Regions from separate parts of the Mus musculus genome. Here region 2 is linked to region 1. A link is a contact called in ENCODE Hi-C or POLR2A ChIA-PET data. All regions are on one chromosome and are shown on one strand. Each heading gives the region's core, a stretch centred on a gene start or an enhancer-like site at or near the end of the contact. The rest is flanking DNA. Distances are from core to core; before and after follow the strand shown.

Region 1 (7,573 bases), core at 3,438-5,937:
ACTGCCTGATGCAGCGTTTACAAGTCAGCAAATTCCACATGTCCACAGTCTGCCCCTCTTCTCCTTAAGCCCACATGTAGCCTGCATACCTGTTGTGTCACTCACATCTGGCAGCATCTGGCAGACCAACATCAGCATCCCACTGGCCCTTCACTGGATACATCAGTTTCTCAGCTATGAGATCTGTCCAGTTCTTGACCAGTGCTCTCACAGCCCTCTTTCTAGCTGCCCTGCTGCCTGGTCCCTGGGTTCTAGCTCCTTTATGTCCATAGTTAAAGCAACTAAGAGTGGTCTGTCAGCTGCCCATCTCTCATGGGATGTCCAATAGACAGAAGAACTCAGCAGACCCTCAAAGAAAATCTAGCATGTTCTTCCTCAAAGCATTTCTTGCTTTTCCAATCATTGCTCCTCCCGCCACTCAATCAATGAGTCACCGGAGTCTTCCTCCCTTTCTATATATCTGGCAGTTGAACTCTCGCCTGCCCCTTCACATGTTAAGGCCTTGATTCCTAACTATTTCTCACTTCCTGGAGTGTCCATCCCTCTGTTCTATCTTGTACGCAGAAGTACTTGATGGTGAACATGTAGGCCAGTTTGACATGCTCTACCGAGGTACCACTGTGCACAGAAAAAAACCTCCCCTCCTTCACACAGCATCTAGGACCATCCTAGAGCTAGTCCAACACTTTTTGAAGAAACATGCGCACTGAGGATGGAGAGATAGATAGCTCAGGGGTTAAGAGCACCAACCACTCTTCCAGAGGACCCAGGCTTGTTTCCTAGAACCCATATCACAGTTACCTGTAAATCCAGCTCTAGGGCATTCAGTGACCTCTTCTGACCACCCTGAGCACCTGCACTCACGTGTGGACATGTGTGTGGGCACACGCACAAGCCCTGCCCCCCCAACTAAAATCTTGAAAAAAGAAACCTACATACACACATACATACACTGGCTCCTGCCTTTTCACAAATGTGAGTGCTTTCATATGTACCAGTGATTGTATACACAGTGTGTGTGTGTGTGTGTGTGTGTGTGTGTGTGTGTGCGCACGCGCGCGCACGCGCACGCACTAGAGATCAAATCCAGGGCCCCACGCACACTAGGCAAGTATTCTATCACTGAATTATTCCATCAGCTGCTTGTGGTTCTTATCAAGGAACATGTTGACTCTGCCATGTGTGAAAACATTTTTTAGCTGTTATAACTGGGAAGGAGGGAGAGGTTGCTACTGGTGTCTAACGGTAGAAGCCAGAGATGCTGCTAAATATCATATAACATGCAAGACAACCTCCTACAACCAAGACTCATCCGCAGCCTGTGCCTTGTGGGTTCTTAGGACACCACTGTATACTGTACTGTGACTGCTTCCCCCTCTAGGGACCATGAGCATAAATATCTGCAGGGCGCAGAAAATTAAGTGAATGAGCGAGAAATGGGTCATACAAACACAACAGACATCGCCAGGGAAAGTAGGCAGTAAAGCCTTTCTAACTAACACAGAGTCAAACTCCCCAAACACGGCACTGAGTCACACAGCATGTGACAGGTTCACAGCTTCTACATGCCTTCTCGGCTATGGTGGGTAGTGATTTCCTCTCTGGCATTTATTCCTGTTTAAAATTTTAAAATTACCTTTGTTTATATATACATATATATATGCATATGTATATATGTATGTGTGTGTGTATATATATATATACACACACATATATATACATACATGTATATACACACATACACATATACTCTGTCATAGTGCAAAAGTAGAGGTCAGAGGACATCTTGCAAGAGTTGGTTCTTTCCTCAGGTTTGGTGGCAAGCACCGTTACTGGTTTACCTGTCTCACGGGCCACCTGGCACTCATTCCAATGATAAGGCTGGAACAATACTAGAGCAACATTCCTTCTATTTCCCTCTGGACCCTGCATGCTCCTAATGTCTAATAAGGAAATGAGAAAATAGAACAAAACACATCGTCTGCTTTATAAAAATTAATTTTAGTGTGTGTGTGCGCACACGCGCTGGTAAGCACACGTGGGAGGCTGTGTAATGTGTACCTGGCCATGCACACACCATGGAGCGTTTATTCAGGCAGAGGACAGCTTTGTGGATTCAGTTTTCTCCTTTCACCTTTACATGGGTTCCCAGGATTGAACTCAGGTCAACAGGTTTAGTGGCCAGCGCTTCCAGTCGCCGAGCACTGAGCCATCTCACAGGCTTCGCTTTGCTGTCATTTTCAATTTCCTTCTTAAGGGCTCTTTCTTGTTTTTCTAATGATCTTAATCTAGTTTTTCTAAAAATAGATTCTATAAAATATCATTTGAGTGAGATGCTCTATGCAAGGAAGACTCCAAAAAAATACGTTTAGAGAGTGCTGTTAACTGGCTCTTCCATAATCTGCTGTGTCCAAACCCCCTTTTATGGAGTCCCCACCCCTGCTTATTTGTACTGCATTTATTAATATTCCTGGAACAAGCACTTTGAGAACGGAATATGTTCTCCCATACCCTCCTCTGTTGTTTGACTTCTTCCTTTAGCATGGGGTACTTGGTTTAAACGCCCAACTATACACAAAAAAGCCCCATCCCACCCTGCTAGTCCCCATCCCTCAGGCGTACCTCAGGCTCAGCTTCCCCCGCCCCCAGCCCCCATCCTTAGTCTCCTCTCTTCATCCAAGGAGCTGGCAGAGTGAACACGGGAGAAGGTGGCAAGGGTCACACTAGGCACAGAGATGGCAAGTGAACAAGAAATACATGGTGACCCGTGATCCTGGGTCCTCAACAAGGACAACTGTCCTCAGGGCTATTTGTCATCTTTCAGGTGGTTTCTCAGACTCAAGGCCCAGTCACGAAGATAGGCATGCTTCCTTCAGACATGGCTGAACAGGACTCATCTCTTGGGGTAGAAACAAGTCTAACTTCTGAAGAGTAGATAGTCCTTAGGCCCTAATCCACCCAACCCTGTCCCAACAAAGATACACCTGGTATTCTACCTGGGCTCCTAAGTGAAGCATGTGGAGGTGGGGTAGAGGGCTGACACACCACATGGTTAGTGGTAGGCAGCAGAAAGGGACAACATCACTGGAAACTTGGGCAGAGCCCGTATTTAACAAAGGTCCCTCTCCCATGTGACTCTGCTGCACACCTTGTTTCCCTGCTGCACCGTTGTTTCTCTGTGTGGTAAATATGTGAGAAACCTCTGTGAATTAAAACAGGAACTTGTTTCTGTGGCTACTCAGCCCTTCCCTCTCTGCGCCCTCTGCTATTGTCTTCCACACGCCCAACAGAGGCAGCAGAAGCCACATGCAGCCTGCAGTTTTCCTGATCTCATGCTAATTCAGCTTTCTGAGTTTACCACAGCTTCATTATGATCAAAAGGTATCAGAGTGTTTCTTCCTCAAGTGGAGAAGGGTGGAGGAAGCTCTTGGAAGAAATCTCTCGAAAGCCACTACCACTCAGTGACTTGTTTGAGCTCAAAGCTCTACTTTCCAGGTACTTATCGCCTTTACCAGGAAGAATCCCCTAGCATCACAGATGCGTCTCTGGTTGTGGGAACTTGACTCACAAACCTGCAGCCTTCTGATGCTGCTGAGGAAGTTGGGTCGTGTACGTAAACCTCTTTCCCGGGGCCTCCAAACAATCAGGTTTTTGTTTCTCCCCCTTCCTTCCCACAAGAAGAATTGCTAGAAAGAAATGGAGGCGATTTCTCATGGGAATGAGTCGAGAGTGACTTCCAGGTCTTAAACCTTATCTAAAGTAGCTAGAAAACAAAGGGCCGAGTAGTGTGCCTGCTGCCCAGAAACAATACAAATTCAGGCAATTAAAGGCTGCCAAGACCTGAACCTGCTGGTATTCCTAATCCTTGGGAGAAGGGTGGGCACTAGGATCAGGCCACTCTGGTTTGTAATCAACTAAGAAAGTGGGTACCCAGGTATGGTGGGGCACCACTGCAATGCCAGCCATTCTTGAAGCTGACCCCGAAGGACCAGGCTCAGTAGCAGCCTGGGCAAGACCATGAATGCAAGGCCAGCGGAAGCTACATAGCAACACTGTCTCAAAAAGCAACAAAATACCAACCAAAGAAATATGTGGGCCTTCAGCAGTTATCAGCGCTGGAGGCATTCATTGCAAATGTAATAGGAGGCAAATAACTCTGGGGGGGGGGCGGGCTTGTTTGGGAAGGAGCAGTCAGAAGCGTTAAGGAACGTAGGAGGGGTCAGCAGCGTTAAGGAAGGGCATTTATTAAAAATATGCACTTGATGCTTTATTTTACCTTGACTGTAACTTCTCTAGAAAAAAAAAGTGAGCTTTACCAAATGACTACAAGGAATTGTAGGAACCTCTGCTTATTAGTAACTATGAAGCCTTCTGAGACAGAGGACAGTGTATTTGCCAAGCCTGGCTTCAGTACTGTAATAACATGGTCGTGGTCACAGGGTGTGCACTGATCAAGTGACGCTATAGTGGTGCGGACTGTCCACATCTCAGTCTCCTCTCTGCCATTCCAGAGTGTGGACATCACTAGCCAGACTACACATGGCTCTCCTGGCTCCAGAAGTTCCCGGCTTAATTGAAAGCGACAACAGGGAAAGAAACGGAACTTTGAGTGCGTAGCAGTGTTAAAGGACTCAGAAGTCAGTGTTGAGCAGTTCCCAGAGGGGCTGCCAGCTCTAATCAGGCCACTGGGTACTTGACGAGGGCGGAACAGAATCACACATCACCCGGGATTTCCCCGGAAGAGAGACATGAAACACTCGCCCAGAGTTGCACAGAGAGGCATCTAATCACCTCCTGGGTCAGTCCATCATCAATAGCTGGGCTGGAAGAGAGCTGCGTCTTCCTTCTCAGGAGAAAAATGAACCAGGTCCTGTTTCCTCTTTTACTGATGAAGGCAAAGAGGAAAAAAAGGTGTAAAGAATAAAGTGGCTGTAAAATTAAGAACAGAAGCCCCAGCTGGCAGAGTTTGCTTCTACTTAACAAGCTGGGGGTGAAACGGTACCTCAGTGGCTAGGAGCACCTGTCGCTCTCGTAGAGGACCTGGGTTTGATTCCCAATACTGGACAGTTCACAATTACTTTTAAGGCCAGTTCCGGGGCCTCTGAGGGCGCCGGCACACACACGTGGTGAGCATGCATACATACATGTAGGCATTTACGCATCCACCACCTCTAAGTACCAGAGAAGCATGGGTGTCATTGTACACGCCAGCTGTAATATAGGAGGAAGAATTCTAAAGCATCCAGAATGCCGCCCATGACATCAGACGCTTCTCTCTGTGTCTCGACTTCCTTTGCTTCTCACCCAGATAACCACGGGAGGCTGGCATTTCCACCTGAGTGTATTAGTGACACATTCTGCTCAAGGCTGCCTTTCCTTTCCTTCCTTTCCTCTAAGGACCTCCCGCCCCTCCCTCCTGGGCACCTCTACTCTAAGCTCTTAAGAAAACTTTCTGCCATTTCTCTTGTCTTTCTGTATGTTCTCCAGTGTGAGCGATGTTATTTCCTGTCTTCCCTAACTCCTAGCAGCCATGGGTTTATAATATGCTCTACCTGGCTGGCGCCAGGCACAATCACACACACACACACACCTACTCCAGTCCTGCGGCCCTGAGGGTTTCCCTGGATCCTAAGAGATCCTGACTATGGCTACCTAGTGTTTGGACCCCAGTTTCCCTTGCCACCTCCACCTGGTAGCCTCTACTTTCCACAGAGGCTGCGGTGCCCCCCTCCCCATCCGAGTGTTGGCACCAGGCTTCACCAGTGCCTTCGAACCCTTGCTAGCGCGTGGCACCCATATCTGCCACAATTCCATGGAGTTTACAAACACACAAATGAGACCACATCTGCTACGGGTGCCAATTCACACAGAGCCGTCTGCGAATTCTGATAGACACTCTGATAAGAGGCTCAAATCTATTTCCCACTCCCATAAGCTGACCACAACAAGCCTGCAGCCCCTCTGTTCCTCAAACCCCTGGACACAAACTTTTAACTTTTTTTTTCCCCTATAAGGAGATCTCCTTATAACCCTGGACTACCCTGGTACTCGATCGGTAGACTACTCCAGCCTTGAACTCACAGAGATCCACCTGCCTCCATTTCCAGAGCACTGTCATTAAAGGCACGCACTGCCGCCACCACCCAGCTGAATGAAATATTTAGTCCACCAATACCCAAGGGAGCCCTCAGGAAAACAACTGAGCGCGTTCAGGTCACAGTCTTGCAAAAGTGACCCTCTTCTCATCACAACAAGCCCAGTCTAAAAATAGACGTAGCTGGCTTAAGACATCCCAAGGTCTCAGAAGGCAAACACCACCACACCTAGCTCACATGGCCATGATTGCTGAGCTGGGACAGCCTGCGCCCCCAGGGTATGAGGCAACACAAGGAAAAACAGGTGTGCACACTCAGCTCAGGCTCTAAGGCAATTGAGGACCCAGTGGGAGGAGAAGTTGGGCCTCTTCATCTGACTGAGGACTCGCAAAGGCGTTCTCCCAGGACTGATAAGACAGTGTTATTATACCATGGTAGGCGACACAGAGAAGCAAGTCGCTGCACATGGCCGCCTATCTCTGAGTAACACCTAAAGTCACGGTACTGCTCCACAGCCCCCATATAGACCGATACAGCATCCTGCTGCTCTAGGACAAACGATTCAGGCCTTCTAGTGTACAAACCAGGATTCTACACCTGAAAACCTCCCAAGGCAAAAGCAATGATAGGCAGGCAAGACAGACAAACAGATACACATGGACACACAGATGCGTAAACTCCCACAGGAGAAGCTCCAGTTACTGGGATCCAGTCTGTGGAGTTCCGGAACCATCAAAGGGAATGCATGAGGCCCCAGACCCCACATTTGTTTTTCCATAGCTCCCCGACATATGTTCTGATCATCACAGCCCCTGTAAACCAACCTCCAACAAACATTCCTTGAAGAAAAGAGGGCTGGCTGGGCTAGGGGCATAGCTTAGTTGGTGGAGCGTTCACTCAGCGAGAGTTCAACCCCTCAGCACTGAATACACTGGGTGTGGCGGTGCACACCTGAAAACCCAGCACTTCAGGATGATTGAAGTTCAAAACCATCCTCAGCTACGTAGTAAATCAGAGGCCAGCCTGGAAGCCCGGTAGACATAATAAGGCCTATCCTACAAACCAAAACCCAACAGCTGTGTTTAGGAGTATACGAACAAAGCTACGGTCTACAGGGGCACTGTGAAAAGTTGCTTTCCCTCAAGACAAAATAGACGGGGCCAGCTCTGAGAAGGCCCAAGTCCCCACTAACTCGTCTGTACACTGGCAGGCTCCTATCTAGCAGTCAGAACCTATCTGTGGGGCTAGGAAGAAGGCTCAGAGGGTGGAGGGCTTACTGTACACGCGTGAAGACCAGAGATCGGAGCCCCAGAACCCATATGAAGAACCAGGTGGGTATGGTGGCCTGCTTATATCCCGAGCATGCAGACAGTGGAGAAAGGAAATCCCCAGAACAAGCAGGTTAGGTTTAGCGAGAGGCTGTGCCTCAAGATAGAAGGTGTTGAGCAATCAGGGCTAACCTCTGATACCTGCACTTA
Region 2 (7,573 bases), core at 1,902-4,401, 44 kb after region 1:
CCCATATTGTGGCTCTGTACAATTCTCGGGAAGAGGTAGCTAAGTTATGATCTTTGGTTCTGTCGGGAAATAAGGCCGCCATTAAAAAAATGAATGAGTCAATAATGCTCTGAAAAATCCTGTTTATTCATTCACAACAACGTCTTCATTCCTGCTGACCACCACAGAAGGTATAAGGGTGCCTAGGGGGTGATGAATTACAGTGTAAAGCAGGCGCGTGCTTTAGTACAGCATGGGCTCTGAGTAAGGCTAGCAATGGCATCTCTGCCCCTACTTCGACAAGTTGACCACGTTGAACCGCTTCTTTAACGAGTGTGGCTCCACGGGAACAGCTTATGAAACGGGGATAAAACTATCCTCAAAAGACCATGACATTGGGCTGGCAAGACGGCTCTCTGGCTAAAGGGGCTGGCCTTCTGAACCTGAGGATTTGAGTTCTACCCCTAGAACCCACTTTAAAAAGTCAGACTCAGCCGGGCGTGGTGGCGCACGCCTTTAATCCCAGCACTCGGGAGGCAGAGGCAGAGGCAGGCGGATTTCTGAGTTCGAGGCCAGCCTGCTCCAGGACAGCCAGGGTTATACAGAGAAACCCTGTCTCGAAAAACCAAAAAAAAAAAAGTCAGACTCAACAGCATGCGATCCCAGTGCTCCTGCGGCAACATGGGAAGCCAGAAAGAACAAAATCCTAAACCATGTGGGAGTGAGCCTACCCCAAAAGTTGTCCGTTGACCTCTACATGTGTGGTGTAGCATGGGTGTGATCTCCAAGCCCCCCACATACAAACACATTAAATTAAAAAAAAAAAAAGACATTAAGATCCTCGTGTAGATGAGATTACGTTCATACATGTGACACTGTAACAGTGGCTGGCAGGGACCAAGTATGCAGTAAATCTTAGCTGTATTACAGTATGAGGCAGTCTTCCCTAGAGCCTCGCTTTTGAGACACTCAGATATCAAGCGACAACGGTGACTAGTGCAGTGAAGGGCATTCACTCCAGGCTGTGGTGACATCAGGAATGGAAACGCCCAAACAGGCCTTTCATTCACAAAACTAGAGAGCGTCCTCACCACTGGTGCCAAACCGGAAAACACAGAATGACAGTCTATTTTCTCCTGCATTCTAGCCTTCCTGACACTTCTGAGGACTGTCACAGTTTATTTCATCTTTAAAGTGTCCCCAAGTGTGCAAAGCAAATACCAAGCCTAAGAGGCAGAGACTGCCATATGGTGTGAAACCCGGGGGAAGGTAAAGCTAGCCCTTGGCTTTTCTAGGTGGGACTGCTCTGGGTTCCCTTGTTGCGCCTCATTTAACCTTGCGTTTACTGCAATCTACAACCGTCTCTCCCTGCCCCCCAAATAGTTCAGTATTTTTTGTGACGTTCAGAGCAGGAAAAAAAAAAAAGATTCTTCTCATCTTCCTACAAAATAGGCTGAGTTGCGAGGAATCCTACTTAGAATCAATATAAGCATCAAACGAGGAGGCAGGCTGCTCCAATCTGAGCCCGTCTGCGGTTTCCCTGATGCCTTTCAGAGATAAGGGGATGATGCCCGAATAAGTCTCTACCTGGATCACTTTGGTGACAAATGATACCAAATCTTGACTCAAAAATGACTTAAATTGAGTTGGAGGTGAGGAGAGGGCAGGGCTCTGGGCAAGCTTTCCTGCTCTCTACAACGGCCTTGTGAAGGTTGGATCCTAGAGACCAGTGTTTCCAGATAGCAGCATGTGCAAGAAGACAAAAGAGAGCTGTCCTGTATGTTTCTCTAAGAAACAAGCAAACCCTTTCTAAAACTTCCATGCCCTTCCTCCTCATCGCCCAGGGTGTCCTTTCCTTCATCTGACTCTGGGTTGTAGAATGAGGTGCCTGACAGAAGAGGCTGAGTGCCTGAGGGAAAAGCACTCCCAGGTCCACACAGCTTCCTTTTTTCACCACTCACCAGGCGGCAGGCAAAGACTGACAATACAAATGAACACAAACATGTCTCACAGAAGCCAACAACAGGTTGTGCTGCGATTCGCCAACATGGAACTGTGTAAGCCAGAGAGCATCAGATACTTGGAAATAGCCTTTGCTCCATGCTCATCATGAGCAGTAGCTTCTTGCACAATGGACTTAACAAGCTCCATCCAGTCACTGACAAATCAGTTCCAAATTGCTCAGCTCAAGCCCAATACCAAGCCATCCAGACACTTGGGCACCTTGCGGTACTACTGCTGGGTCCAACAGGAGAGTGTGTCCTGCTAGCATGTTTATCTCCAGCAGGTCCCTGTAGCACTGGGGCAGAAACACGGGAGGAAGAACTGAGGAAAATCTCCAGGCAAAGCTGGGAGAATTGGGCAGGGACTACACACAGACTGGCTGACAGTTCAGGAATGTTTAAAAGTTTGCAAAATGTTGAGGGGGTGGGGCAGCAGCAAGCTGAACTAAGACGGAGCAAACCAGGAGAAGCGGTGACTACAGCAAGCTTTGGGAAGCTGACAGACACATAAACTAGCAGTAATAAACTAGAAGTGCCTGACTTCCAGATGAGGGCAAGCTGATCCTAGTACAGTGGGGGTGGGGCTGGAAGCCTACTTACAGTCCTTCATCCTCAGCATCCCAGAGAGCCCTGGGAATTAAGAGTGACACGTGTCAGTTAGACAAGGGTACTCCCCAAATGCAGGTGGGCTGGCTGAGTGTCAGTGTATAAAGCCATCAGACCCCCCAAACTGTCTCCTTTCGTCCTAGACTTCAGGTGAAGGCCAGGAGTCTGCTACCTCTTTTCCCTGCTGTGTCAGAGCAGCTCTGGACAGAGCCATGCCAGTTGTAGCTGGTAGGTGGGGACCACCAATTAAACGGGAAAGAGAAGGTCTCCAAGAGCAAAGGTGATGGCTTCCCATTTCTTTCCCATATTGCCCTTCGGGATCTCACTCCAAGAGAGTCCCCTCCCACAGAGGCTTGTCTCCATCTGGGCAGTTGTCCCAGGGAGGAAACTACGTCTGCTGATGGGAGTTCTCCATTGACATCACCAGCCAGTCAGTCTTCAGTGGAGGCCCTGGAAGGCACTTGCAAGTTACTCAACAGTCACTGCCGTATCCACTAAATAAATTAAAAAAAAAAAAGTGTGCTCAATAAAACGCCATCCAAAACCAAAACACCAAAACCAAAGACCAGTGGCCGCCACCTGGCCTTGGCAAGATCCTCTGCCATTCAGTTGCTGTGCAGACACATATGAAAAGTGTGCTGTGTGCCAGGCATTGCGTGCTCAGAGATGCTGCCCTGGGTCTCCTTCATAAAAAGGAAACCTATCCGTTTCAGACTTTCCAATTAGCCTTTCAGGAATGGGTCAAGGATCATCAAGCAGGTTAGGAAAGCCTTTACCATGGAAGAGATTAAAAAAATCAAAACAAACAGCCAGGGGGAAATCAGAGGAAACAGAAACAATACAGGGAGGAGAGGGGGACTTCAAAGACAGTCTTGAGGACTGCAAAGTAGAGATGCTTTTTATCCCTGAAACAATAGCAGGAGATTATAAGACAATTTATAAGAACCCTAAGGAGCTCTTGGGATTTAGAGATCTGACTGGCAGACATATAACTGGGATATAGCATCTCAGAGGAGAGGATGGGGACATTTCCCAGGAAGTAGAACTTTTAAAAGGGAAACAGGAAATGTAATAGAATAGGTAAGAGTTTAATGATTCAGTCCATAAAAACTTCCTTCAAATTAATGGTGATGCAGAAGAGACGAAGGGGATTTTTAGATTTAAAAAGCTAACCTCTGAGCAGGGCCCTGAGAGTAGGAAGAGCATCATTGTTTTGTTTTGTGTTTTACCTGATTCAAATGGAAGAGATTTCCGCTGTAGCCAAGTTCAACCCTAGTTCAACCTGTCAGTCAGGCATGGAGGCTCTCAAGACACTGATGTCATGTGCATGGTTTTGGGCACTTATGGAACAGAATATAAAAGGCAAGGCTTGGGGGGGGGGGGGCTCAGATGATAAAGGATGTCCCATGAACAAGAGGAAGAACGTGTTCCCAGTACGGTGACACAGGGACAGTTGTGATGACTGTCTTTGAGGGTTTAGCTCCTTCTCCTGAACTTGAGACATCCCTGCCCCTCTTTACCTCATCACAACTGCTGGCAAGCGGCTCTTGCTGCTTGATGCACCCAGCTTGGCTGGACGATAGCAAACCCTGAGTGCAATCAGAACGGGTAGGCTCAGTAAGCACCATCCACCGGGCAGGATGCACTTAACCATTGAAAAATGAATAGGCAATGTTCAAATGGCTGCCCTTGGGGCTGCTGAGGGGTAAGGGAATGACTGCTGTCTCTTGTTAGAGGTCTTACAAAGATAAGTGACTCTTGGGCTGAGCATGGTGGGTGTATGCCTTTAATACCAGCACTTGGCTGAAGCCAGTCTGGTCCTATACAGCAAGTTTGAGGCCAGCCAAGGTGACCCCCAGTCCCAATCAATAGGTGACTTAAAATTATTTGTGACTGCGCTTCCATAAAGAAGGATACCTCAGGCTTCCAATAGGATGTCAGGATAAGAATCGAAGCTTCCCAAGAATCAGAAGAGTCCAACCAACACCCCGAGCACCCACTGAAGAAGGCGGCAGGCCACGAGCCAGGCCACGGCCCTGGAGAAATAACAGCTCAGCAAAGGCAGGGCTGAAAAGCACGTCCCAGGAGACAGGAGGAACAGGGAACCCCCACCTCCCTTCAACAACTCTTTGGTATCCTATTTCAGGTTCTGGCTATGGTCCGTCTAGGAACTCTTTTTTTTTTTTTTTTTTTTTTTTTGGTGGGGGGAGGGGGAATGTATGTGTGGGGGAGAAGGAAGGGGCAGTAAGACAAGGTTTCTCTGTGTAGCCCGAGTAGTCCTGGAACTTGCTCTGTAGATCAGGTTGGCCCCTAACTCTGAGATCCACCTGCCTCTCAAGTACTGGGATCAAAGGTGTGTACCCCCCACTGCCTGGCTAACTCTTTCCTATAGAACCCAAGGGAGCCTCCTTCTACAAAACTCTGAACGTCACCTGGGGGGGGTCCCACAGTACTTCCTAGAGAGAGTGGAGGTATTACTGGAGAGCTGAGAATTTTGCATCCCAAGTTACTTTGAAATTCACCTATAACGTGAGTTTATGCAAAAACAGTTATAGCACTGTATTTTATATAGATTATGCTCCCTGTCATATTCAGCTAGACCTAGTTTATAGAAAGAAAAAAGATGTTTATATTCTCAGGAACTTTTCTCTCTGGGGCTGGAGAGATGGCTCAATGGTTAAGAGCCCTGGCTACTTTTGCAGAGGTCCTGAGTTCAATTCCCAGCACCCACATGGTGGCTCACAACCATCTGTGGCGGAATCTGATGCTCTCTTCTGGTGTGCATGAAGACAGAGCACTCATATACATAAAATATGTAAATAAACCTTAAAAAAAAGAAACACTTCTCTCCATTTTCTATTCTTGTCACTTGAAGTCACTTCACTCTTTCTACTTCTAAGCTACCCACTGAACTAGGACCAGAGACAGTTCACAACTATAACCCAGAACTGGAGACTTAGGTAGGAGGTTCACAAGTCCAAGGGCAGCCTGGGCTACATACTGAGGGAGTCCCTGATTCAAAAAGGAAGAAAGAAAGAAGGAAAAAAGAAAAAGAAAGGAAGGAAGGAAGGAAGGAAGGAGGGACAAACATCCAAAAAATAGAAAAACAAAAAACAAAAAATCCCAAAAACTAAAAAAAAAAAAAAAAAAAAAAAAAAAACAAAAACCAAAACTATCCTCTTTTTAAGCATTCTTCATTATTATTATTTTTTTAACTTCTGGGTAATCTAGTCAAAAAAGTTTGCATAATCAGTGAATAGGGTTGTTGTTCAAGCACACTGTTTAGTAATTTGGGGCAAAGACCTATCCCCAGAGGAGATGACAGCCTTGTATGTGGAAACATCGAAACTCTCCCTTTGGGAGAGGAAACCTTTGGCTAACAAAGCTAACCAGAAGCTAACCAAAAGCCAGGAGAAAGGTCCAAGGACCGAAGGACTGCTTCCACCGCAATACACACACATAGACACACAGAGACACTCACAGGTTGCCTCTTTACATCCAGTTATTGACAAACCAGTTCCAAATCGCTCCTCCCAGTGAATACAAACCACTTTTTTTTTTTTTTTTGACTTCCCAGGCATGCAAACCCCCAAATAGAAAGTCACAAGCTGTCAGGTAGCCGCTCATTTCTGGGAGGCTGTGGTTAAATTCTCACATTGGTAGATCCAGCCTCCGTATGCACCTCAGGTCGAAAGGCCTGGGCTTTTTCTTTTTCTTTTTTTTCCCCGTTAGATTCTTACCTCCAGTTTCGAAGTCACCTCTAGAAGCTTTCTCTCAGATCTCTTCCCTCAGCTCCTCCGGGAGCCTTGGGGACAGGAGCAGCTGGCCTCCGGGTAATCCGTTGAAGCTGAGCTGAGTGAGACCTGTCATTAGCCCGAGCACCTGCTAGCAGCCCCCGGCACAGGGCAGGGCGAGGCGAGGCGGGGCGAGGCAGGCTTTGCGGGGGACACTGCCCTCCCCAGGTCCCCCGGGCTGTCCTGCAGTCCCAAGCCTCTGCTCCTGCAGGACTTCTCCAATGCTCCTCTCCGCGGGCTACGGATGTGCGGGAGGAGCCCTCCCTGCTCGGCGGGTGGAGGGGGTTATGAAAAGGCTGTAATGCAATCCTAGCCCGACTCTCACTTGTCAAAACTCCACGGCATTCCAGAGTCCTTTCCCCTTCACCCCGTCCTCTGCAGGGAAAAGGAAACCGCGCCCGGAGGGTTGCACGGAGTTTGGGGCTTCTCTTTCAGACACTTTTGTTTACATCTAGAGCGCGGGAGCTTCCTGCGGTGAAAGGGGGTTAACCGCTCCCCCACTCCTTACCATCCAGATACCCCCACTCTGGCTGGAGTTCTCCTACAAGCTAAGAAGCTGCATCTCCTGACATCATTCATTTCATGACTGCTCCTCTTCACCATCAGCAGAAGCCTGGCTTCTTGTGGGGGGCGCATGAACCACCACACCCTCCCAACTAAAATCACAACTATCCTACCCGGCGGGATGTCCGGGAACTTTCCAGAAACTCCAAATCAGATTCCTTCTGTTGGAATAACCAAACTCACCACCCCTGAATTACAATCGCCAGTGACTGCACGGCTAAAGCATTTCCTTTATACCTTCTCCGCTCGCCTGCCCCTCCCACCTTCTGCAGGGCTCAGTCAACAAGTCATCCCCCGAGAGGCCGGAATGGGCTTGGGCAGCTCAGCCATTTCTCCAGCTGCAAACTGATGAGGAAGCCCGACCCACGAGGGCCAACTTGTTTATGTCACACCCACCGAAGGCTTCCTGTCTTAAATTAATGAGAATGCAAGAAGGCTTAGGAAAACAATGTTTGCTTTTCTTTAAAAGTAGGAGAAGGCTGAGGGGACCTCCACTCCGCCCCGCCCCATCATTCCATGGCTTTTCAAAACTTCAATTGTATTTTAGTTCTATGTTTCCATTCCTAACACTTGTTGAAACGTAAAAGCTCTTGCTGTGCCAAACCTCAAACCATTAAGGAACCTTCT

Evidence for each region. A loop is a pair of places that touch in the nucleus more often than their neighbours do. ChIA-PET counts read pairs that join two places held with the same protein, here RNA polymerase II (POLR2A).
Region 2: a loop to region 1 is called in a map of heart, with 2.3 times the contacts of the local background. The contact joins two enhancer-like sites. A Hi-C loop is called at or near these places in 4 of 37 maps with a recorded cell type or tissue (all heart). POLR2A ChIA-PET finds 5 or more read pairs at or near these places in 3 of 5 experiments (all embryonic stem cell).

The regions. Positions count from the first base shown.
Region 1 is chr15:12,497,656-12,505,228 of GRCm38, forward strand. The region is part of intron 3 of Pdzd2 (PDZ domain containing 2); the gene reads right to left. Among named protein-coding and RNA genes, the nearest start is that of Gm52211, 9.5 kb to the left of the region's middle. Within about 2 kb of position 4,688, at least 2 of the 3 ENCODE cell types and tissues checked have a DNase peak (open chromatin) inside an H3K27ac peak, as active enhancers do.
Region 2 is chr15:12,542,908-12,550,480 of GRCm38, forward strand. All of the region lies in intron 3 of Pdzd2 (PDZ domain containing 2), which reads right to left. Among named protein-coding and RNA genes, the nearest start is that of Gm52211, 55 kb to the left of the region's middle. Within about 2 kb of position 3,152, at least 1 of the 3 ENCODE cell types and tissues checked has a DNase peak (open chromatin) inside an H3K27ac peak, as active enhancers do.